Regions from separate parts of the Mus musculus genome. Here region 1 is linked to region 2. A link is a loop called in an ENCODE intact Hi-C map of the cell type or tissue named here. Cell type or tissue: left cerebral cortex. All regions are shown on one strand. Each heading gives the region's core, and the rest is flanking DNA. Links, peaks and the distances in the headings are about the cores only.

Region 1 (12,490 bases), core at 1,775-9,774, 970 kb after region 2:
AATATTAATGATATCATAAAGATACACCAAATTTAATAAATATTGCCTTCGTGGTGAATATTAACAAATAACATTTTTTCTGTTTTAAACATTTGCTGAATCTATATATGTATTATATCTTTGTACTTTGACAAATGTAGAAGATAATCTAATTTCCATACAAATTCACTGGTATATTTAACAGACTGTCATTACAATACCATTTACTTAATTTCTCTGTTTTTTTTATGAAGATGAAAGAGGAAGAATGAAGGAAAGAATGGGAAGGTATTAAAATCTGTAAGTATGTGTTAAAATGGTATACTATGTAATGATACACATACACATGCAATGCTTTATATGCTCAGATTAAAACTTTCTTTATTTGCTTATTCAATGAAACTCACAAGAAAATATGTGAAAGATCAGCTGCATTTAGTACCTCCTGTCTACAAATAGAAATATCTACACAAATGCAAAACACATTGCTCTGCGAAAATTAGGATGTCAAACCAATTGCCAAAAGTTAAAAATATAACCAAAAAAGCCATGTCCTACATACTAGTGTTTATAATGATTGTATTCTACATCCAAAATATTATTTTTCTGAATCAGACTAGATTTCCTCTGTGTGTGTGTGTGTGTGTGTGAGTGTGTGTGTGTGTGTGTGTGTGTGTGTGTGTGTGTGTGTGTGAAACAGTCTTGATTATATTTCAGGTGGCACATTACTGTGTATTGAACAGTTGCCTACTGCTTCTCTGAATAATCCTATTTGCTCATTTTGAGAAAAATTTCTAAAAGAATTATTCATTGTTCTTATCTGTGCATAAATTTTACAAACCATTCTCCACATTTGGAAAAAATAATCTTGAAAGTATATCTACCTACCGAGAGGAAAGACCACTGAACTTCCTCCTGCCTACTACATGTGAGAGCTTGTCAGCATTCAACTCCAAGGCCTTTATTTAATACCAGCCTTTAAATAATTCAGATAACAGTTGATTACTCCATTGCAAGAACTGTCGAGCTCTGCAAAATCTGAATCACACAATATTTCGTACATAAGAGATGCAATCTTGACTTGTAGGCATCTAAGTAAAATGCACTTCTTGAGACCAAACCACACAAACTATTTTAACATTTCTATATATAAAATCTGGCAAATTCCAATTTGCTTTACTACCAAGTAATTTTGCATGCTTGCTTTCATTACTAAGACATCTCATTCTACAGCTTAATTTGGTCAGTTTACAATCCCTCATACAAATATTTTCTGGATTTAAAACCTTTCTTGAATCATAACAAGTGAAATGGGTGTTCAATATTCCAAAAGTACACATGAATGAAAATTTAAACTTAAAAGAATACTTTCATATTCATCTCTATTTCTTTAGTAAATAATTGGTTAATGTCGGTTAACAACCAAGATTCAATATCTCTCGCCTCTATTCACTTGTAAACACCAGCCTTTACAAAAGAGCTTTGCTCATTTGACTAAATTACAACCTGAGAAATGTGAAACAGTTAATAAGAAAGGGAAAGAAGGAATGAAGGAGAAAAAAAAGAATTACTGGCTTACAATTTCCAGTCAGAAAGTGGGGAAATTTTGCCATCAAAAAACTGTCTAGGTGAGTTCTGAGTCGATTATATTAATACATAAAGCTGATGTAGCAGAATAAGTGACAGACAAACAACCAAGTTACAAGCATAAAATAAGATCTATTTAAAAAAAAAAAACTCTGAGTAAAGAAAGCTCTGGTAGTATTGACCATTTAGAACCATTTCTATCCCTAAAACTATTTATCGCTTTCTTTCACTTCAAGAACAGTTCTCTTTACTGTACCAAGCAAGTTCAGTCTTCTATATGGATCATGAAACATCATGAAGTATAAAATCTACAGACTGCGTTCAGTATCAGCAATAAGCACATTTGACGATTGCTCATACCATTTGGAAGCCAGTGCTCACATGACGAACTGGCCTGACACCTCATCCATCAGCAGGGTGCCCTCAGCAGAGTGGACAGTCTTCCGTGCACCATCTCGAGTGGAGGCCCAGCTGGGAAACAGCCTTCTTTTCCGATAGCAATTAGATCTTTAAGATCAGACCTTAGCAATTTGACCTAAAGCCATCCTTCCTTGCAAAGTCTTCGGAAGAAAAGACAAGGAAATAGGCAAATGAGAAATGCAAGTCTCTCTGGCCTGATTAAAAACTTTGTTGTGTCAAATAAACTTTGGCCACCGGAGGAAAGAACCCTATGGTTGCTCTGGTTTGAGAAAGATCTGTCCCAGGGCTCTCAATCTTCTCTTCACCTCTCCCACTCTCCCTCTCTGTCTCCTCTCTTGTTTCAAAGGGGGCCTCTGGTCAGCGCTGATTAATAAGTGTTTTTTGTTGTGAAGTGTTGAATAATAGAGGATGGCCGGTGACCCAGTAAAGACTGAACCTTGCTCGGGTTTATTGTGGCAAGCTGAGAAAGGGGCTTTAGGCCCAGGACCGCAAGCACTGACCCGCACACATCCCGTGGATCGCCTATTCATTCTCACAGCCCTGCAGTCGCCCAGGCTCCCATTGTTTGCCAAGTAACAATGGAGGTTTCGCAAGGAACGCAAAGCTCTTTTCAAACCCTCTCTGATGTTTTGCATTTAGGGAAACACCAACCTTCACTTTTTTTTCTCTCCGCATTTTCCCTCACCTCAGTTAAAGTGGATGGTTTTCGGGGGTGGGGGGAAACTTGTGTGAGTTTGGCGATTGTTTGCAGAACACCAGCATCTAACGGAGCCTAGACCGATGTGGGTCGGCGGTGGGGGTTAGGAGCCCCAGAGATTCCTCCCCCTTCTTCTTCTTAATGCTTTTAGAGAACGGAAGCTGCCTCTGGGGAGAAGGGGGAGGGGAAGGGAGAAAAAAGCGTTTCCTTGGCGCGGTTGCCCGGCGGGAGCTCTGCGGCCGAGGCCCAGGCCAGGCTTCGGGCCCTGGTCGGCCACCACGAAGTGGCGGGTCGCCTACAGCAGCGGAAGGCACCGGCGAGTGGCTGCCAGGTTTCTTTGGCTCTGCCTGGGCGGCTCGGTGCCCAGCCCTGTTGTCAACTCCTCCGCTCCCCTAGTCCCTCGGGCCCCACAAGCCCTGGCTGGGCGCGCTGCGGGGCAGCGTCAGACTCAGGGTCCTGGGGGAGTCGGGGACTGAGGGCCGACGCCCCGAGGCCGGGACGGCTCCTCCTGAGACTTCCTTCTGCCGTGCTCTTTCGCAGCTGTTGACTTTCTGTCGTGGGACAGGGGACCGGCTGTGGGCATCTGGGCTAAGTGAGGTATTGCGGAGACCGAACCAGGCCTGCTGCGGCCACCGCCTCTCCGGACGCCTGGTGTCCGCGGCCCCGGCCGGGCCACGGGCAAGCACCTGGGCTCGGACCCAGGGTCTACGAGAACGTGGGCGCCTCCCGCGTGGGGTCTTCGGCTTCTCCCAAACGCTCCCCGCCTCCCTGCACGTGCAAACGTGGCGGGACAGCTGGTGAGGCTGGGCGCGGAGGCCTCAGGGGTTTGGGCAGTTAGCAGCGGCCGGTGGCCCACACTGTGGACGGTCGTCTGGGAGCTTTCAGCGCCCTGGGTAGGCCTAGCGCTCTGGGCGGAGGCCAGGCCAATGACTGCCAGGAGGGGTGTCCTATAGAACCGTGAGAGACGGTCCCCACCCCATCCCCCCCAGGCCTGGTAGGTGCGCACGATGCCTGTGACCGCTCTTACTCCGCGCACCCTCGCGTTTACACATTTTCCCTGAGCATTGCTAAAGCCGAGTAGCTGTGCGGCCCCGAGGCCTGACACTAAAGTCTGGGTCGCTGCCAGCCGCTTAATGTACCCCAAGAGTGCCTCGATCTAGCTGGGAGCAGCAAAAGAAAGTGGGAGCGAGGAGGAGGAGAAGGAAGAGGAGGAGGAGGAGGAGGAGGAGGAGGAGGAAGGGTGAAGGAAAGAAAACAGAGGGAAAGGAAGGCTACGAACTCAGGCCAGCGCAGAGGGAGTAGGGCTCATTGTCCCGTCCCTTCAGTCCAATTGATATGCTAATCTCTTTTCTGATGCGATACAAAGAACACCTTTGCACTTTAAAAAGACTTTTGTGCCCTGGCTACAGAAGTTTATTATCCACTAATTAGCAACAACTTCTGGCAATGAGTTGGGTTTCGTTTTCATAAGCTAGCTCTAGCTATGAGGTGTGCAGGGCAGTAAGAGGTTCGCATTGCAGAGAAACCCTCTTATCCCGGGTTAGAAAGCAATCACTGGCTTTGGTTGCTCAACCGAAGTAGGTAGGAGATCCGGATCAAGAGTTAAAGGTGTCTAAATATAAAGGCTCCTTTGGAAGGACTTTGCAGGATCCAACTCTGTGTTTTCCATCCCCTGAGCTGCCTGGAGGCCATGGCTGTATCTGTCTGTCCATCTTTCTTGGGTAGACGGGGAGTGAAATCCGGGAGCAAATGTTCCGGCAGTAGCCTCAGATTCTTGAGTTTTCCTTGGCAGGTGTTTCTTAGGATAGCGAAGTATGCAGGAGAGGCCCATACCTAGGAAACGTGAGGTCAGCTTTCATACAGTCCTAAGGCCTTCCTAGAGCTCCGGGGCAAAGCTAGTATTGCCAGAACTGGAGAAGAAGAGGCTGGGTCAAGTACCTGTACTGGGTGGTCTGAAGTCGCCACCCCACTGAGCCATCTCTGCTAGCTAACCAAAGCTAAGCACTGCAACTTCCCCGTAGTGGGCGGGATGCACTGAACACTCTGACCTGGCCCCTCCACGGGCCAGGCAAGTCCTTGAGGATCTTTAGCAATCACACATCCCAGGTCAATAAACTGAAAACGGATAGAATGAACATGATCAGTGAAAAGATACAGGGAAGGAAAATGATGTACCTAGTGCCTCCCCAAGTCAAAGTCCTCTGCCCCGATAAAAAACACCGACCTTTAGACCTGCTTTCTGTCTGGACTCCAGGCACAGAAATGATATTTTGTCAAGTAATTCCAGCCCCCACTCAGCACTTTACAAACATGTTTTACAAACACACAAGAACGTATCTTTTCTTTAGAATGTTTTATTTCATATTTTGTTTTACGTTTCCAAGTATCTTCGTAGGAACGCTTGTTGGATATTTCAAGCAGACAGAGGTACAGCTCAGTTATAGCCCAGTTCACTTAGCTCTGTGCTCAGGGTGAAACATGGCCTAATTCAAACGCCCAGGGTGACTTAGAGTATCAGAGTGAACATTTACAGTCAGGAAGTGGTGACATGTTTTGTTCCCATTGGGTAGTACTGAAGTTGCACCTCTCCAGTGTTCCAGTGTGGGGGGTTCTTGACTAGAGTTAGAATGAGAAATGGGGGTAGGAGCTGACAGTAGACTTAGCAGCAAATTACTGACAATTCAAAGTTTTTTGTGGTAAGGGATTCTACAATTTCCCAGAAGATGGGAGCACTAGGAAGGAGAAAAACACTCCTAAGTATCTTCCTAGCAGTGGCCTTGGGGGAGGGGGGGGTGGCAGGTGAGTGAGAGAGGAAGGTGGCCTTGCCACCCCACCACCTTCATTGAGGTAGAGCAATGGCTTGGTCTGGATTCTTTCTGAAAGAGAAACTGCAGGAATGCAGAGTTGCTTTTTGCGCCCCAACCTACTTAAAGGAGTGGGAGCCAAACCCCTGCTCCCAACAACAAGCAGCATTTTCCTTATCAGAAGCCCTCTGGGACTCAGCAAGCTTGATAGGCTCTGGCTCTGATGTCCCATAAGGCCCACTCTGTGGCTGGAAGAAACATGATCAAAACCCATGGAACTCAGACTTCACTGACCACAGAGTCCTGCCTGGAAAAGTTGAAAACATTCTCCCGAGCAAGGCCTATTTGTAGAACTCCTCAACCTAGTGTCTGTATAGCAAATTCTGATCCTATTTCATATTAAGAACATACTTACGTTTTTATTTAGTCCAGCAGATTTTCCCAAATGACTTAATTTCTTCCTGAGGCAATTTTAAAAATTCAGAATATTATTGTTTTTTAAAAGGAAAGAAATAGAAAGGCTCTCATTTAGAGCACTGAGGGATGTTATCAGTGTGACCTTGACGTGTAAATGGAGAAGGCATGCTAGGTTTGAGTCCGAACTCTTGTCTTCTTGCGTATCTGAGATGTTCTCGGTCTGGCTAAGAACAGGGACATGAGGAGAGATTTGTTTTTAAAGGTTACCATTAGCGGTTCACTAGCTGAGGTTAGGAATTTTGTATTTTTATATTTCGTGAAATTCATGATTTAATTATACTCCTCAAACAAATTAAGGGCAGGCCTTCTACACAAATTGGAGGCAGCTAAATGCTCTTTTGTGCCTGCAGCTCTCGGATTGTTAAAGAGGCTGCTGATGCATGAGAAGAAGTGCCTGATTTAACTCATTGGGATGCAGGAAGCGACCTGCCCTCTTTTGAAAAAAAAGTGAGAGAGAGAGAGAGAGAGAGAGAGAGAGAGAGAGAGAGAGAACACTAGCTTTAGAAGAGCAAGAGGGTGAGTGACAGAGAGAGGAGAGGAGAGGAGAGGAGAGGAGAGGAGAGGAGAGGAGAGGAGAGGAGAGGAGAGGAGAGGAGAGGAGAGGAGAGGAGAGGAGAGGAGAGGAGAAATACAGGGGCAGGGGGTGTGTGCCAAACTCCTTCTTTGCTGAGTAGAAAGCTTCTGAATTTCAAGCAGAAAGTGGAAGGAGCTCCACAGAGCAATATCTTGGGCTGCGTGTGCAGAGCGTAGACAATGAAAATCTCCGCCCCCTCCCCCATGCTCTCAAGTCTTCAAGATTTTTTTCTTTCCTTCACAACGATGGAAGCTATGTAAAAATCAAATACACAGAGATGTATATACTTTTTTTTTTTTAAAGCACAGACTAACAAACCGAAGGACCTGACCATGGATTATTCAAGGACTCACCTGCTGTAAGTACTGTCTGTCTTTTCCTGGGTTTTTAAGCTCTGCTTCGCGCGGTGAACTGAGTGTTCCTATTGTGAGCAGAGTTGCTGCCTGTGTCTGTATGTTTTTATTTGTAGGGGCTTCCTGCATTGTTTTTGTTTTGTTTTGTTTTTCTGTACCTAAGCTGCAGCATTTTACCTAGGCTAGTAATAGAGTCCTGTTATTATGCTGTGGATTGTAGCAGTGGGCTGGGGGCAGGGGAGGCGCACAGATCAGGGTTTCCCGCGCTTTGAGCATCCTTAAGAGTTGCTGCCAGCTTAACATCCTCGCTGAAAGATTGGTTCCTGTCGCTCAAAGGGTAGGACTACGGAGCTACCGGACGAGCTCTGGGGACAGGATGGAGTCAAAAGGAGAGATCTTAGACTGGGAGATGATGGGCCTCCATCCCCACAACAACACACCTAGTTTAGAGCCCTCTGCTGCCCACCGCTAACACCCGTTGTCTTGGGAGGATTAACACGGCCCTGAGCGCTGCTTCTGGAACCGAGCCTTTCCTGCGTTTTTGTTTTGTTTTGTTTTGTTTTTAACTTAAACCTTAAAGCTGGGATCTTCTAGACATCAGGGCTAAGTGAGGATGCCTCTGTGTGTGTGTGTGTGTGTGTGTGTGTGTGTGTGTGTGTGTGTGTGTGTGTGTGTGTGTGACCAAACAATATAAATTGCCATTCGCGGAAGATATTTTCTAGCCTCTTGAAAATATGCAAGAATTCTGCGGCCCATGCTTCCTTTGTGTAGCAGGCAGCGCCAAGCGCTTTGTGCTTCGCAAGTAGAAAATGGCGAGTCCTATTGTGTTTAGGCCATTTTCTTCCGGTACAAGGATTTCCCAAGTTTTCAATACTTTGAGGGGCAGGAGCAAGAATCAGCCCTCTTATACCCAGAAAAGCAAAAGCGGAAGCGGCTATGGCTGGGCCCCTTGGCCCGGTGGGTATGGACCTTGCTTTGAAACCAAGGGTCTGTTTCCCTGCTGTCCAGATATTTGAATAGAAACAATTTGTACTGGTCGGTGCCCTTTAAAGATTTGTAGTTCTAGAGGGCATTAGATCATAAGTGTGTGGTTATACACATACATGAAAATAATACCTCTCCTCTGATAACCTGCAGAAAATGAAAACAAAACAAAACAAAACAAAAAACCACCAATCATTTGGGGGTGGGGTAGTGTATTGTGTTTTTTCCTTTCTCCAGTCATCCCTGGGAGAATCACAGGACAAGATTATTTTTACTCTACTGTGTCAGTCTTTAGATTTTTTTAAACCTAAGATGAAATGCTATTGGTATTGGGGCAAAGAACTACTGAGTAAGAAGCCTTAGTCACTTCATCATCATGCTGTCCTCACTGCCATAGAAAGTGCTGGGGTTAGTAGGGGGATTCTTCAGAATTGGCTCATTGTAGATGTGAGATAGCTATCTACACTGCCCACAGCTGTATGAAGATACAATAGAGACAGGACGATCTCCCAGAGGAGTATTGTTCCGTTCTTTCTCTCTTTTTCCTTGGAGTATCAATTTTATAAATTTTCTTGGTCTAGCTAAGCCATATTCAAAAGTAAACAAAGATGACTCTACAAGACTAAAGAGCTCTGTGTTACTTTTCTTAGCCAGAGGGGAGAGGGTGAGACAAAGTGGGCAGATGAAAATTTTATATCCTATTTATTAAAGATCTTTGTATAGGTGCATTGAGCGATCGTTTGTCAGTTCAGAAATAATGAAATGTAGCCCTCTCCCCATTTGATTCTGGTACTTCATTTGGTGAGAAATACAGAAAAAAAATGAAAACAGCTGAATGAAGAAGAAATGGGGCTCACATACTATTCTCCTCCTTTTATATAATCTTAAAAAGTTAAGAAGTCAAATTAATGAAGAAACACATTGACTTAAAATTTTCCAAAGCACTGGAGCTTGTTCCTTCATATGGATCAAAACCATGGACAGCGAACTAGTTATTAAGCAAACCGACTCCAGCAAAATTGTGTGTGAAATTTTACCTTCATAGCATCTGTTGGAGGCAACGAAAATTTTATTTTATAACAATTTGGAATAAATCTTGAATTTAAAACTAAAATTTGAATTTAAGGGATACTGTATGCATTCTACCACGTTTTAAGGAAATGATAATTCATATCTTCAACATCTGTCCTTTCTCATGGATGTGACTTTTTAAAAATCAAACTAAAGGTCATTTCTACCTTATGTCACTAGTAAATTACAGTTTTAAATACATTCATTTTGGTATGGGATGTTTGTTATAGGACATACAGCTGAATAAAGAAAGAGAAATTTTATATTTTGTCTGGGATTAGCTGAATGACACTAGAGCAAATTAAATAGATTTTTATCAGTGACTAGGTTTCTAAATGCATAGAATTGGAAAAATTAAATGCCACTTTGATAGACAGGGATAATATGAATAGAGATATGACTCCCATACCCCCATTTATTTCTGGACAGACACTATAGTGCATAACTAACTGTGCAGTGACTGGTTAGACGGACACTCACCCTAACCCCCAGGAAAACAACAGACTTTCACATACATATTGATCCAGGTTAGGGCACAGGTTTGGTTCACTGTGGCTCTGTGTCAAATAACTATATTGCTTTTTGCATGAGTTTCATTACCTTAACCTTTTCAGAAGTGAAATTCATCACAATTATTTCTCTTGTGGATTATATAACTGCTCCCTTAAATTTTCACTTTCAACCCTGTGACTTCTGACTTATTTTGTAACCAGTCTTCTTTGTGACCTGTAAAGGCCTGGAAGATCGTATAAATCATTAACAACACACAGGTTAGAAAAATTAAAAAAAAACAATTTACATTTAAATTTGAAATAAAATTCAAGTGACGTTGAGATTTGTAAGGCAATGAATTCCGGATCTTTAGCCATCGTGCTTGTCCAGAGAATGAAACTGCAATTCTTTGAATGTCCTTGTTTCTTAGCATAGATGATAGATATGTTTTTGACACCCGCATTTTAAAAATTTAAATATTTAAAAAGCATTTGAGAAGGATATTAAATGGAATTTGGTGGTATTCTGATCATTTCATAATGGGCTCTTGTGGTTCTTGTAATGGTGGCCCAGGGCTCTGGTAGAAAGCAGAGACAGTTTGGGAGTCATTGTTTAGGAAGGTGCTCCAGCCTGTCTTCATTCATAAGAATAAGCATAAAAAATTTAGACCTTGGCCTGGGGAAAGGACAATGGTGGGGACGAAAGATGCAGATATGCCTTAACCATAAAATGAAGAGGTGGTCGCTCATCTGGAGCTTAGCTCTGTCCATGGTGAGGTGTTGGCTGTGCGTGCCAGATTTTAGATGAGGATTGAGAAAGTAGTACTGTCTCTATTTTAGGAGACAGAAGCCAAGTGTGGTGACTTTGACTTGTGTTGAGCCAGCCTGGACCTTGACTGGGGGCTGTGCAGAAGGCAAGAGAGACTGAGGAGCTCTGTCTTAGGTAGTTGTATTGGGGCCAGTGTGGTGCGTGCAGGAGAGTGTAAGCAAGGGCAAGGAGGGTGCCCTTTGCTTTGCCCAGGCGCAGCTCTTGGGGGCTGCGCGCCTTCTGCAGCTCTTTGGTTTCAAGGACACAGCGAGCTGTTCAGGACTTTGGGAGCCAACATCTGTCTGACTGGTGACGTCAGCAGCCCGTGTAATCCTCTTGTGCTGAAGGCAGATGCCTTATTTGTTTGGCTGGAGCGAGCCATTAATCCCTAATTCTGGATCAGCAAGCGAGGGGGAAAGACCGGACCGCTACGATCCACCCCCTCCCTGCCCCCACCGCCCATCCTAAAGCACCTTATATCGCGGAAACCACTCAGCCTCCTCTTTCCTCCGAGAACACGCGGAGCAGCCCCTGAAAACGCTTTGGTCCTCTGCAGGTTTGAGCAGAGCTAGCAGCTCTTTCGCCTTTGGATTTCTAGGGCTATGCCTATATGAAATTCTTTATTTCATCGATCATTTCGATTTTCATGCGAGAACTCTTCAGTCTTGCAGTTTGCAGGATTCTAAACCAAGAAGGGGTGGAGATTGGAGAATGCGGTTCTGGCGTGTGGTCTGAGGGAGGGGTTAGATGGGTAAGGGCGCGCGGGATGCGCAAATCGCTGAGACTGCACAGAGGACAATCTGAGGACTCGCTTTCAAGACTCCATCTCAGGAAAACATTTCTCTCGTCCTGACTGCATCTTCTCACCTTCCGAAGCCGGGATTGAGTTGGGAACTCCCCTGTCGCCCCGCACATTGCAGGGGCTCCCCGAGCTCGATTCTATAGGTCCGGACGGCCGGTCACCTTGGCTCCCTAGAGTGATTCCTCCCTCCTCCTGTCCCTCCTCTCCAGTCTCCCCCTCCTCCCTCCTGCTCTAATTCTGCGCTTTGATTCTGTTTTTCAGGGGGAGCGCTCTGGGGTCTCCGCACAAAACCTGCTTTTGAGCCCTTTGGCTTTCTTCAGGCGAGCGCAGTCCGTCCATCCCCCTGGCCCACCCAGCCGCAAGGGATGCTGTGAAAAGAGCCGCTGCTTGCCGCCTCCGGCCTGCCGTCCAGAGGGCTCCGCCCGTAGAGGTCAACTCCCCTCATTCTTCTTCTTTCCATCTTGCCCTCCCTCCGCCGAGCCCAGACTCGGATCTCCTCCTGACTCCCGCCGCAGTCAGAGAGAGCGCATCTGCTGCGCTGCCCTTAAATCTACGCCCAGAGCGGGCTCAGACCCGATCTCTGCTCTCCAGAGCCGGAGGAAGCCCGAGCAAGCAGCCTTTTCTCTTCGCAGTAAAATCATAGCCAGACCAGATGGGCCCCAGCTCTCCCGGGACTCGGCAGGTGCTGTTGAGTTAATTTTTCCGCAATACAAAGAAGGAGGACCCAGCCGGCCTGGGATTCTGATCTTTTCCCAAAATTTCCCAACCAAAATCGGGCTATCAAAGGCGTATACGTGTGTTTGTCGGACATACAAACATGCATGATTATATTCGCTTTTTCTGCTAGATCTCTGGCAACAGGGGATGAGTGACAAAGGTTTCTGCAGCAGAACACTCATGGTGTGGTCCTTAAAGACTTGCCTTTCCTTACAAATGTCTTAGGACGGCATTCAGGGCGAACCAACTCAGTTAATTGCCTTCAGTAAAATAACACGATTACGAAATTAGATCTGTACCAGAGGGGTAATTAACTTCGATCCATGTCATCATTTGAAAACTAGATTTATAGACATATGTATGGGTTTTAGGTGCGCTGTAAATGGCATGCAGATGTATGCATAAGAATCGCAGACTCATGCACCCGCTACTCTTCAACCTTGCAGACTAATTAATGGCAACTCTGACAGATGTGGCGGGAGGAAAGCTGAGGTGGGAGTACTGCTCAGAGCTACAACTCTAGGAGTAGGGACTCCAAGCCTAGAGCTCCAAGAGAGGGTGAAGGGCAGGGAGAAAATTATAGTAATAGTTGCAATGAGTCACTTGCTTCTAGATCAAGATCAGAGACTCTGCTCTCCGTGTTCACAGCGGACCTTGATTTAATGTCATACAATTAAGGCACGCGGTGAATGCCAAGAGCGGAGCCTACGGCTGCACTTGAAGGAC
Region 2 (12,490 bases), core at 1,570-9,569:
TTTTCTAGTTCTTTCTATCTTGACTACAAATGTTATGGTGTCTTTGTTTAGTTAACGGGTGAGTATGTGTGTAAATGTAAATGTGTGTAAATCCACAGAATAGTTGAGGGACATTTAGGTTGCTTTTAATTGCTGGCTATTACGAAGATATCAGGAATGAATATAGTTAAGCAAGTATCTGTATCATAGGATGAAGCATGCTTCGGGTATATATCCAAGAGTTGTATGGCTAGATTTTTGAGGTAGATTAATTCCAATTGTTCATTTTAAATAAGGGGGTTTCTAAGGTTAGAATTTTGGAAAAAATTCAATATGGGCTCTTATCTCATTTTATCTATTATTATAAAATTTATCACATTGTCTCATTTTCTGAAATTTGGCCTGTTGAAAGCTAACAGCATTCTACATCTTGCTGCTAGTTTTGACTATTTTCTTAAGCAATTTTATAGAACATTTTGCTGTAAGACATAGGTCTAAGGCAACTCTTCCTGCTTTAATATTGACTTTAGAAGATGCTGGCATATTTGTAAGTAATTTTATTTTTCCATTAGAGTGAGTATTTTCAGAATCCCGTGGAAATAGTGCCAGTCATAGAGCTTACCTGGACCTTATGGTCCTTAGACATGTAGAAATTAATATCAATGCTCTGATAATGGGGCCAGTTGTGTTGTTTTTCCAAAACACTTTAATGAGTATACTAGCACCATATACCTGGCAATGACCTACTAAAATTACAAGTGACTCATTTTAGTTCTTGATAATCAAAATCTGCAGGTGAAAGAAGAAAATTGTTCTTACTATGCAATACCTTATTACATAGAATCTACTTCATATGTGACCCGTTCTTTCATGATTTCCTTAATCCTTTCATGAGGGGACATTAAGGTACTATGATACAAAGGACAGAAAAGCTATCCCTATTGAATTCTTAGGATAAAGTAATCCAAGGATGCTTAATTCACATGATACCCAGGATGGGAGTTCTATTCTAGAGGACTAACATACAAACAGATGCATCAGTTCAGATGTGAGACCTAAATCATTTGGTCAACTTGCAGCTGCAGTCACTAGTATGAGATGAGTAGTGGCCAGGGACATGCCATTTTCAAAACCAATTAAGCTAAGGTAGGTCCATCTTACCTGTGAGATTTTGTGTTCTGAACTCAGGGATTTGAGGACATGTGGCAAAAAACAAGTCAAATATCTGCACTATAAGAGTGAATTCCCTTGGGCAACTCTTTGAAACACTAAGTTTATTTTAGACCACCTCAAGATGCCCAAAAAGAGTTTTTTGGTTTTTTTTTTTTTTTGGTTTTGGTTTTTTTGTTTGTTTGTTTGTTTGTTTGGTTTTCTTCAGTTAGTTATGACCTGAAAAATGAAAGAGTGAACAACACAGGAAACAGTGAGTGGTTAAATGCATTTGCAGAATATTTGCATACATGTTGTAATCACTTTAGTTTAACCTCATCTGATTTTTCCTTCTTGGCAAGAATTGCTGCATTCTCTATAGAGCCTGATTCCCTGTCTTACAGCTTCTGAATAATTTTTGAGGATTATATGAATGAATTATTGTTTTGACAAATTGGCCTTCCTTCCAAATTCCTTGTCTAACACTATGTATTCACTTTTGGATGATTGTTTGGTGTGTGAAAATACTGTTTGCTTTTGACCTTCACCTCAGTTTCATTGTCAGAAAGAGATTGGGTTGGCTTTGCCTACAGTTATCAATGCTAAATCTTTCTTTCTGTTATTCTCTAGGACTGCCTTTCCCCAATACTTTTTCAGAAAAATAAATGCCTAAAGCAAGAAAACATAGAGTTTCTCCAGATTCTCAAGGAAGTGAAAAAATATTAAAAGGTGAAGTGTATAAACAATAAATGTAGATAATAAAAAGAAGAGAAAAGAAGGTGAATGTGAAGGTGAGCGGTTCTCCCTTAAATGAGCATTTCCTTTCCACTTTGAATTACCAGAAGTTACTGTTTCATGGCTGCTTGTTTTGTTCCTCTGGTCTAAGTTTTTTTCATTCCCTAAAAATACAGTAATATATATTCTGGAAGTGTTCATCTGCACTTCTACACACTAGATGTACTGAAATAAGTATGAATGCAAAGCTGGTTTGGCTTAGGGGTAAGAAGATCAGCATTTTCTTTCATGTAAAGAAGGTTTCCAAGACCCACTTTCTAATATCTTCTTATATAATGTGGAATAATTGAGTCTTTTTAAAAATAGACCTAATGCCCTTTGCCTGGAGCTATAAAAGACCACGCCCACCTTAAGTAAATTAGTTTGACTTTTTATCTCTATTTTGCAAGATGCCAAAGTGGTGTGCACACACATTTTCCCCCATCTTTTCCCCATGGTAGATGAGCTACTAATATTTACTAAAAGGTATGACTTGGATGTACATTTTACATGATTGAAAATTGTATCAGTAAGTGTTCATATTTGACAGTCTACCACATGCACTGACAAAAAGGATGCTCTCAAGAAGAAAATGCATTAAATCTCTAGTAAATCAAGGTGAATTAAGATGCCACGGAGCACTTATTATTTTCATGCACAGCAACAATGACTTTTCAAAGATGAGATTCAGTGCATGGTGTTTACAAATGTGAGGTGGGTTAGGTTGGTGGAGACAGTTATCCAAGAGGATGAGGCTGATGTTTAAACTGGACAGACATATGGATAGGGGGAAGTGATAGGAAACCTGCTACTGTTAAAAAACCAGTAGGAGACAGGATGCATAGAAGAAACCTGCAGGAGACCGGGGTGATGTTTGCAGCATATGGGAAGACACAGTCATCCAAGAAAGGTGGCACCTTCGTATGCCAGCAGACTTTCTGCTCAACTTGATATTAAAAATGTGCTAAAAGAACCTATTTTTTTTTTAGAATAACCCTCAAAAGTTGAGAAATCTCTTTGGGTTACGTCTTTTATAAATGAAGGAAAATATTGTGGTTGCACATAAATATATAAATATTTTAACACTTTAAAAGCTAGTAGGACCCATTTAAATGATTACTTGTCAAATGAGTATATTTCACATCTCTGGATCTCTCTTACAAGCTAAATGCATGGAAGCCTGTATTAATTCTCTTCTGTCTAAACAGTACCCTAGTGTTTTACTGACTGAAGAATGTAGAGGAATAAAATTGCCAGTTTATCATCATTCCTTCAATTAATGCACAGATTAGAATCACTAGGACAAATGTAACATGTGCTTATTTAATTTATTATTTTGGCACAAAGTGTTTTCTGCAGTTTTGTGAAGGTGAACATAACCTGGTATTCTATTCCTTCTTGTTATATAAATTGTTAGCATAAAAATTAAAAAACAAAACAAAACAAAATCCCAATAGCATTCCAAGCATGCTCTTTGCTGAAATAAAGGCAATACAATGCAATCTGAAGTCCTTCCAACAGAGGGCTGTATGTGCTTGATTTAGACGAAGAAGGGGCATTAAAAAAAAAAAAAAGATTTGGATTTAGGTTGCTATAGTAAATTCTGTATTACACTTAAAAATAGAACTGATAAAAATGGAGTCAGTGGAGTTGAACGGGGAAGAAGCATCCTAAGATGAAATGTAAGATCCATTCTTACAAGACAGAATTTTATGTCTTAGAATTGATGTTCTTTTTAAAAGACAAAATGTATTTTAGCATCTATAAATAAGAAAGTAGGCAAATTGGAGATAATCTGTGCTTTAAAGTACTATTAATATTACCCCAATTGGATATATTTTTTAAAAAGAGAGGGAGCGATTGTATGTATTCTCTTGCAGAGGCTTTCTATCTCTGCCATTGGAGAATAGCTGATTGTTGTTATAAACAAATGTATTATGTATATAAAATGAAGCTAAATATTTAATATGCAGAATATATGTTTGTATGCATGCACAATGCAAAACCGTTTCTAAGATATTTTACAAAGAGAAATGATAGTGTTTTAAAAGGTGGGGCACAGAAGCACTAGAATAAGCTAAAATGAATTGTATACTTCTTTGTGCTAGGCCAGGTTTGTAATTCTATTTCAGATTGCAGAGGCTTACAATATATCTATTGTAGTAAAACAAGAAATAAACAAAACCCATAAATTATCTCTAGAATCTAGCGAGATCTTTGTCTTTCAATTTTAAGAAATGCTTTATTTTATTGGATTTCTTTTGTGGGCTTTGAAATGTTTATGACCTTCTGTAAGCAGAAAGCTCTTTCAAATTTTAACCCTCTTCTTACATGTAGTTAAAAATTCTTGTTTCATTTAATGCAGAGCTAATTTAGTGACATTACTAGTATTCTACTGAAATAAATCATTTTGCTATTTGACAATATTTCCTAAGTTATATTTCCCTAAAATTCTAAACTAATCCCTTTAAAATAAATTCTAGATACTATTTTGAACAAAGGCCTCATTATAAATGCTTCTATTTCTGCAAATGCATTTCTTTATGAGTCTTTTTTAATGCAATGGAGATTGACAAAGTACAGTTATGGTAAAGCACTAGTAGCTAGAATATAATAATACATAATAATCCTATATTTATATCTTTTGTGTTTATAATTCCTGTTAAAAACACAAATACTTATTACTTATATAATAATTTTGATCTTTTACATTTTTCACTATATAATTATACATAAATTTGCTAATAAATACTAATAAGTGATATGTGTTTATTAAAGCACAAGTCCCTACTATAATCTGTTATGAAGCAAATAAAATTGTGTTTGGTTACCTACAGTACTGCTTTCATTCCTGTTGTTTTATTAATTGGTTCTTTGATAAAGCAGAAATATTGCATTGTATAAATTGTTGCAGCCTGGATATTCTCATGAAATCTGAACAACCATTTCTTCATTTCCATTTGCCTTTTGCCTTTTGCAGTAACTGAGGAGGGGAGATGTCTGTTACTACCCAAAGAATATCCAACAGAAAATATGTGCATGAATAAGAAATATTTTTAAAATATTTTTGAGGTACTTTTATTAAAATGAAATATTTTTTGAGGGGAACACAGATTTTGAATTTCTTAATTAAGGTTCAATAGCTGCAAACATCTTCAGCTTCAAGAGACTGCTATTTTTCTGTTGTTAATTTTCACATGTATTTGTGAAATCTCTAAGTGAAAAGTCTTCCAGAACACTCTCCTCTTTTTATGTTGTATTACTTTACTTGGCTTATATTTTACGCACTAATATTAAGATTAAAGACAAAGCACTGTACCTTTAAGTCATAACCCAAGAGTACAAAGAGAAAGACACTCATGGTGCTGATCTACCCAGCATCTTCCTAAAACAATTGCCCCCATTTTATTTGTCATAGAATCCAGGCAATAACTAATGTTTTGCTTATTATTTTTACTCAGAAAAGATTGCATTCATAACCATATAAAATGCTGAATAAGAATAATGTGGTTTTGTCCTGAACTCAATTTTGATTAAAGGTGAGAACAACTAAGTTGCAAGTATACTCATATATAATTCCAGCTACATGTATTTACAGGTAACTATTTTAAAAGCTATTTAAAATATTTTAAATGATATTCGGTATCATATTTATACCAAGATATAAATCAGAATTATTTGCATCTGTAAATATTCCTTTTATGGCTAAACAAAAAGCAAAACACTTATATTTTTCGAAAAGGGCACACAATGCTAATGGTTTGCTCTGCGCACCTGCCAGCTTGGTTTGCAGTTTAAGCCACCCTGGAAATTCTCATTTCTTTGTGCAATATTTTATTCTGTGCTTTTCTTCAGGGCAGATTGGTTCTGCCTGCACTTTATTTCTGAACCCATGTTCATTCAAAATGGACTGCCAGACATAAATGCTCTATCTAGTGTTGCCACTGCTGCTGCAGGGGCTGCTGACTAACAGCACCCCTCCCCCAACCAGCTCCTGACCCATTCTCCTGCCCTATCCTTTGTTGACAATGGTAGTCCATTGTCAACAAAGAGTGTACAATTGTGGAATACTCAGCAGCAATTTTGGTAATGTTTTGCTTTGAATATTTTGAAAGTATTTTTGAAGTCTATAAATAGATGTGCCCCAAGCTTTTCCTTTTTCTTGATTTTAATATTTGGAGATGAGCTCTCATCCCACAGGGCAGCCTCGGGGACTGCAGTGGCTGGAATGCTTTCAGAGAACAAATGTGGCTCTGTGGCTCTCTTTTCATAATAATATCAACATCATATAGATTTAATAACAGGGTGATAGAGGACATTTTGATGATGGGGCAAATTCTCTGATCTGCCAAGGAAAGCATCTGATTCTCTCATGTACCAATTAATTATTGAAGCAACTGGAAATAATAGGCTACTCTGCTTGCTTCTTTCCTGCAAAGGAATGGAGTTGGTGTGGTGGTGGTGGTTTGTGTGTGTGTGTGTGTGTGTGTGTGTGTGTGTGTGTGTGTTTGCACAAGCATACATGTGAGCACTTGTCTGTGTTCAATAAGGAATCTTGGGCAGAAATTTCTTCACTGTGTTCTTAAAGATTATAGGGACGTTATCTGTACACGTCTGGTATGACAATAGTATTTCTAAGGAATAGGAATGCAATCTTTCTTTTTCTTTTTCCTTTTTTGAATTATTTTTTCATCCACACCCTTGATGGACCTCATTGTGAATTATTGTGTTTTATTTTAATGTCTACTTCTCATTTACTAGCACCTTTTTTGTTTTGTTTTGTTTTACAGCCCACTCTCTAAGGCAGGCACTAGATCAGTTGAGAAGAAAATCTTGTTTTGCTTTATGCCTCAATATGCATCATCCTCCTGCATACATAGATTGCCTTGGTATAATCTGGTTACTTTACAAAACTATTCCATGATATTCAGACTTGAGTCATCTTTCGCCCTAGAGTCTGTGGTTCTATAAACTTTTTAGATAGAGGGAGGTTGGATTCTTGGATTATTGTAAATTTGTTGCTTTCTATTGTGACAATAGTGTTTATATGCTTGACACCCTCATAATAATATTAAGCTCAATTTTTTAGTGTGATGTACTTTATACATTTGTATAAATGTCACAGCCTGTAATCACTTTCTTTGTCATCGACGATTAATCTAAAAAAATCGAATAATTCACTGCCCCTTGCCATTTACATATCGTCTGCTGCCATCTGCTCTTCTCAGCAGCAGTAAATGATGGGTAATTAACTCAGTGCCTTTGTCTTTCCCTTGCTGAATGTCTGACACATATAGATTTTCCTCTCTGTGCGGATGTGTGTGTATATGTGCATGTAAGAGGAAGAGGGAAGTGGTAAAGAATAAAGTGCAAGGGAGAATGAATGATACTTCACGGATGCATGCCAGCATGATATCATTGAAGGAGAGAAAGGCAAAGCAAGGTTCAGAGGAGTGGCCAAACTTCATGACCTCACATTTTAACCAAACCAAGATGAAGAAACACTACTGGAACTATGACTTTCTTGCACAATTGAGAGATTTTTCTAAAACCTTGAAAGCCAAGGTAATAATGGAAAGCCAAGGAAAGACTACAAAATCCTTTTGTTAATCAAGATGCGAAAAAAGATCATGCAAATGTGATGAAGTATACAATAACCACCACTAGCTTAAATACTCTACTTGACTTCTACACTGGGGGTAAATCTGTGTTGGAGAAATGATGCATAAGATAAATCTCAGATGGACTTGATGCTTGACCTATCTCTAAAAGCACAAAGTGTCAAGGAAAACCTAGAAGGACTCAGGAGACTCAAATTGTGTTGAAAAGCTGCTTTGAAAAGAAAATGAGATTTCTTCCCTGGATTTCTACAGATTTCCACTAAATAGATTAATTATTTCTTTCAGACGTCTCCCTTCACACAGGAGATATAATATTATTGGGACAATTCTTACTTGAAACACCTATCTTTCATTTTGCAATAATTTTCTGAATTGTGGCTGAGTTTGATAACACTAAAATTTGAAAATACTAAAAACTAGAAAGGGAAAATTAAGGGAAACTTATAATTTAGCTTTGTTTTAATCCAAAGTAAAGTTAGAATATACCCTGAGTTCCAGAGTATGACCAGAATCTCTTCTACATAAAATTCTTAAGGCTTCTTCTGACTAATGTTGATATACATGTACTATCTCTAACTTAAGCAAACTAAAGTTTGCTCATTTCATTTTTTCCATTCACACACACACACACACACATACACACAAAGAAAATATATTTCATTCACTCAGTAAATCTAAGAAATAATCTATAATGATGTAAATCATGACCTAATACCTAACCATTCACACTGGCAAGGTCTTTAGTAGTTTTGCCATTTGGTGTGCTCACAATCCCCAAATTGCTAGCAGATATAGACCTATCAGTACAGAATACAGGCAAATTCCAGGAACTTAACTTCCATATGCACACAATATTTTCCCATGCAGTCCAACCCCAGTATCTCAAATTTCCTATCTTCTGAGTGGTTATAAGAGTGTACTTGCATTTTTCTGTCATGAAAGTAATGAACGAATACCTGAAAACATTGATAGTTCTGCTTAATTTCAGTCTTTTTAATAACTCTTGCTTCATTTGTTCTATCATCATATGAGTTCTCCAGGTTAAATTATGTGTCCATAATCATAAAACAACTGGGCTTCCACAGAAGGTCATTCAGTGGGTAGATTATATTGTTCTCCATTAGTTTGAAATGTCTTATGGAGATGAGTGAATACAGGTATTAAGTGATGAAGTGGCTAAACATGTATACAACTGACTAATTCGCTGAAAAATAAGGAAAGAATATTACAAATGTGAAAAAAAAAAGAGGAGAGTCTCCATCTCTCAGGGATTGTGGCAAGTGTGTAAAATATATGTACTTTATGCAGTTATTTCAATTTTATAAATTTGTATGACTTACAGGTACATTTGTCAGCATGTAATTGAGTATGAGAACTTGAAAGCTTTCATTGCAATCATTAATCCAGCATCATTGTTCTCTTAGGTTGGTGTGTGACCCAACAGGCTTACAGAACAATATCTCTGAATATAATTGGCATATGTCAGCAAAATAGAATTAGTAACAAGTATTTTTTTTGAAATGTTCTTTTGTTAATTAAAAAAAAGATGAAGGTTTCTTCTTGGATTAAATTATAGCTTGAATTTCTTTGTGGTTTGATTTTGGTAGCACTTAAAATGAATTAATTTAAATTTTGATTCAAGAAGAATGTATTAATTCCCTTTTCTGTGAAAACACTGTAAGAGTTTTCCTTTCTTCAAAATGATTTTATTTGAATTCCTGGTCTGAAAGGTACACTGCATGGGAAATATGGGGCAATGACTTATCTAGGCTATCATACGTGTACAGGTAGAATTAACCATTTACCACCTCCTCAAGGTTTGAATAGACAGAGTGACAGGTAGTTTCTCTGGGGTGATTTAATAGCTACGACAAATCCAAACTCTCCCACAGCTGATTCCCACAGGCACAGGACTGAAGTGAATGCCTGAAGTGTTTACTGCTGCACACTCACCATGTTCAGCCACATGGATGTTATGGTTAATGTTGGTAATTTGGGAAAATTGTGCTACACCCATCTTTCATTTAACACTATAGGACAAACAGTAGTGAATTCCCACTTTTAGAGAAGTCTGGAGGGAAAATTAATTCTGGAGTTTTATTTTTGTACACTTTTTATTTATTTTTTTTGTCTTGAAATTATTTTTTTTACTAGTTAAGTAAAAAAAGGGCCATGATAATCTTCTCTGTATAGTTCCAATTTTAGTATATGTGCTGCCAAAGCAAGCATGAAAATATTTTTCAAATATTCTTTACTTTGAAATTTTCATGTATTATATTTTGGTCATAGTCACACCCTCGCACAACTCCCCACAGATCTCCCTCCTTTTCATACACACCTAACTTTGTATTTCTAGAAACATTTTCCTATATGAAGTTCCCTCTTAAGAAATAATGTTAGCTTTTTTCAAGGTGACATAAAACTTCACAGCATAATGAACATGCACGTGGAGGACAGAGGATAACTTTGTGGTCACTGTTTCCTTCCTTTGAAACAGGGTATCTTGCTGATCTGGATCTCACCAATCAAACTAGACTGGCTGAGCAGTGAGTTCCAGGAATTTACCTGATAGGTATTATAATTTCTTGTATATTTGCTCGGGTTTAGGAAATCATATTCAGGTCGTCTTGGCTGGAACAGAAGCACTCTATTAACCCATCATTCCCTTTTCCCTTCATATCATCATCCCTTCATTTTCTCATCTTTTCAAACACTTCATACCTTCATTTCCCTTCACCTCATCCCTTCATCTCTTCGTCTCTTTGTCTCCTTATAACTTCATTCTCATCTTATCATCAAATTATTTCTGGATTATTATTCTGATGGAAAATTTAAAATGTTTGCAACTATTTTTTTGATGGGAAGAATATAGAAATATTTCTTTAGAAAATATGTGGAATTCTGTGACTTTTCAGTCATAGCGCTGTGTGAGTTATGAGAATGGAGGCTTACCTGACCTCAGTCTTGGCTGCATCAAGATGGATCTGGAGGAGTAAGAAAGGTTAAAAGCGTTTACAGGCCAAACCATGATGGACACAGATATAGTGCTGCATTTCACACTGAAGACACAATCACACCCTCATTTCCAAAATATTTTTCTTGCATTTTTCATGCTCAAGCTCTCCCTCTGCGTATGCTACTCCTGGATTTAGTTCCTGTCTTTTAAATAGAGTATCACTCCTATTTCTTATTTTTTTTTCTTTTCTCTCTCTCTCTCTCTCTCTCTCTCTCTCTCTCTCTCTCTCTTTTTAAAGACAGGGTTTCCCTGTGTAGTCCTGGCTGTCCTGGAATTCATTCTGTAGACCAGGCTGGCCTCAAACTCAGAAATCTGCCTGCCTCTGCATCCCAAGTGCTGGGATTAAAGGCATGTGCCACCTCTGCCTGGCTCTATTTCTCATTTCTAGGTTCCTACTTCCCTCTGCTTGCCTCACTTCCTGATATCCTGGAGGGTATTATTCTATTTACTTTTCTGTCAGGTAAACATAAGCCTTCCAGCATTAGCATTCTTTGTCTTTGAAAAGACAAAGACTGAAGTCATTGTCACCCTTTCACCATTTAGGGAGAAAGAGAGATCATTTTACCCACAAAGCATCTCTGTGTATAAAACAATTCTCAGGGATAGGGAATATGTATATCCTGAAAATTAATTTCAAGTTTCTGCAAAGCTATTGAGGAAGCTGTAAAGTTTATACAATGGAATACAACTGGCTTAATTCAATGGGCTAATTTTGGAGAAAAATCTGGGAACACATGAACATAATAACAGTTATTCAAAAGATGTTAAATGAAAGCCACCAACATATCCCATTTTCCTCCATGATAGTTTTCCAAAAGGAATATAGATGGTTTCCAAATCAAGTTATTGCTAACCACAAATAGTAGGTGACCACAAGTGTAATGTCATAGAATTTGCTAAGAGGAAGAAATGATATTGAAATCTAGGCCACAAGAAAGCTTTCTACATGCCAAATAATTTTCCACACTAGATACATCAAAAGGGCAACTATTTGACATTTTAGCACTTTCAGTTAAAAAAAAATTCTCCCTGTTCTTGAATATGTCATAAAAATTCTCCAAAGTAATAGTTTATATATGATCTTCAGTAAATAAACAGATTACAGAACAATGAAAGGGAATTAAAGCACAAGACTAGAAACATAGTAAAAGAACAGGGCAGGAATCTTGACTGGCCCCAGTTTTCTTATTTTTGATTTGCAAGAAATGTTCTAGGGAGGTGCAGATCATGAAGAAGCTTACCACCATGATTCTGAGGTCTTACTTCTCTTAACAATAACAATTTTTTGCTGTAGTACCTGGGTGTGTTTTCCAATTTTGTATTTGATTTGTCCATAAATATTTCTTACGCTTTAAACCAAATTCTGCCCCAAAAATAAGTTTAAAAATACTTGATGTAGATGTATCAACTACTTTCCTGTTTGCTGTGAAGCACAAAAGAAAATTGAAGGAATAAAGTTTAGGTATTGCATATATTTTGAGCACCGAAGGTCTCGCTGGGAAAGATAATGTGGCAGAGCTTAACTTCTTACTGTGTCTGTCTTCAGAAAGCTGAGACATAAATACTTGGCTATAGCTGGGCGTGGTGGTGCACGCCTTTAATCCCAGCACTTGGGAGGAAGAGGCAGGCAGATTTCTGAGTTCAAGGCCAGCCTGATCTACAGAGTGAGTTCCAGGACAGCCAGGGCTACACAGAGAAACCCTATCTCGAAAAAAACAAAAATCAATCAATCAATCAATCAATCAATAAATAAATACTTGCCAACAATCTCCTCCTCGTCTTCCTCCTCCTCCTCCTCCTTCTTCCTCTTCTTCTTTTCTCCTTTTCATTCAGTCAAGGACCCTGGACACTGAAATGGTACTGCCTACATTTGGAGTCTGTTTTAGCACATCAATTAATACAATCTAGATAAGACCTCAAAGACATGCCAAGGGATTTGTTTCCATGGTGG

What was found. Hi-C counts contacts between places; a loop is a spot of excess contacts. Peaks named below come from ENCODE experiments on the same cell type or tissue, not always from the same donor. Only the 100,000 strongest peaks of a DNase experiment are listed, where the experiment ranks them.
Region 1: it touches region 2 in a loop (9-fold over the local background); 9 of 42 quality-filtered maps call a loop at or near these places.

The regions. Positions count from the first base shown.
Region 1 is chr3:17,783,285-17,795,774 of GRCm38, forward strand. Gm30340 (a long non-coding RNA gene) reads right to left here and starts at 2,696. Exons shown (of 7, transcript XR_880680.2): 1 at 2,638-2,696; 2 at 1,927-2,126. Mir124-2hg (Mir124-2 host gene (non-protein coding)) reads left to right here and starts at 6,637. Exons shown (of 3, transcript NR_033490.1): 1 at 6,637-6,896; 2 at 11,309-11,729. It overlaps Mir124a-2 (microRNA 124a-2), which reads left to right and starts at 12,378; the gene lies at 12,378-12,486. Gm51272 (predicted gene, 51272) reads right to left here and starts at 12,457; the gene lies at 12,401-12,457. In left cerebral cortex, for the core only: no CTCF peak of the experiment used is centred there; DNase peaks (open chromatin) are centred at 2,009, 2,478, 2,993, 3,704 and 10 more places; H3K4me3 peaks cover 7,021 bases; H3K27ac peaks cover 7,812 bases.
Region 2 is chr3:16,813,561-16,826,050 of GRCm38, forward strand. It overlaps Gm30223 (predicted gene, 30223), which reads left to right and starts at 3,534. Exons shown (of 4, transcript NR_153388.1): 1 at 3,534-3,584; 2 at 10,021-10,095. It also overlaps the pseudogene Gm26485. In left cerebral cortex, for the core only: a CTCF peak has its summit at 3,409 (motif pointing right); DNase peaks (open chromatin) are centred at 2,746, 3,441, 3,841, 6,157 and 2 more places; H3K4me3 peaks cover 1,011 bases; H3K27ac peaks cover 2,202 bases.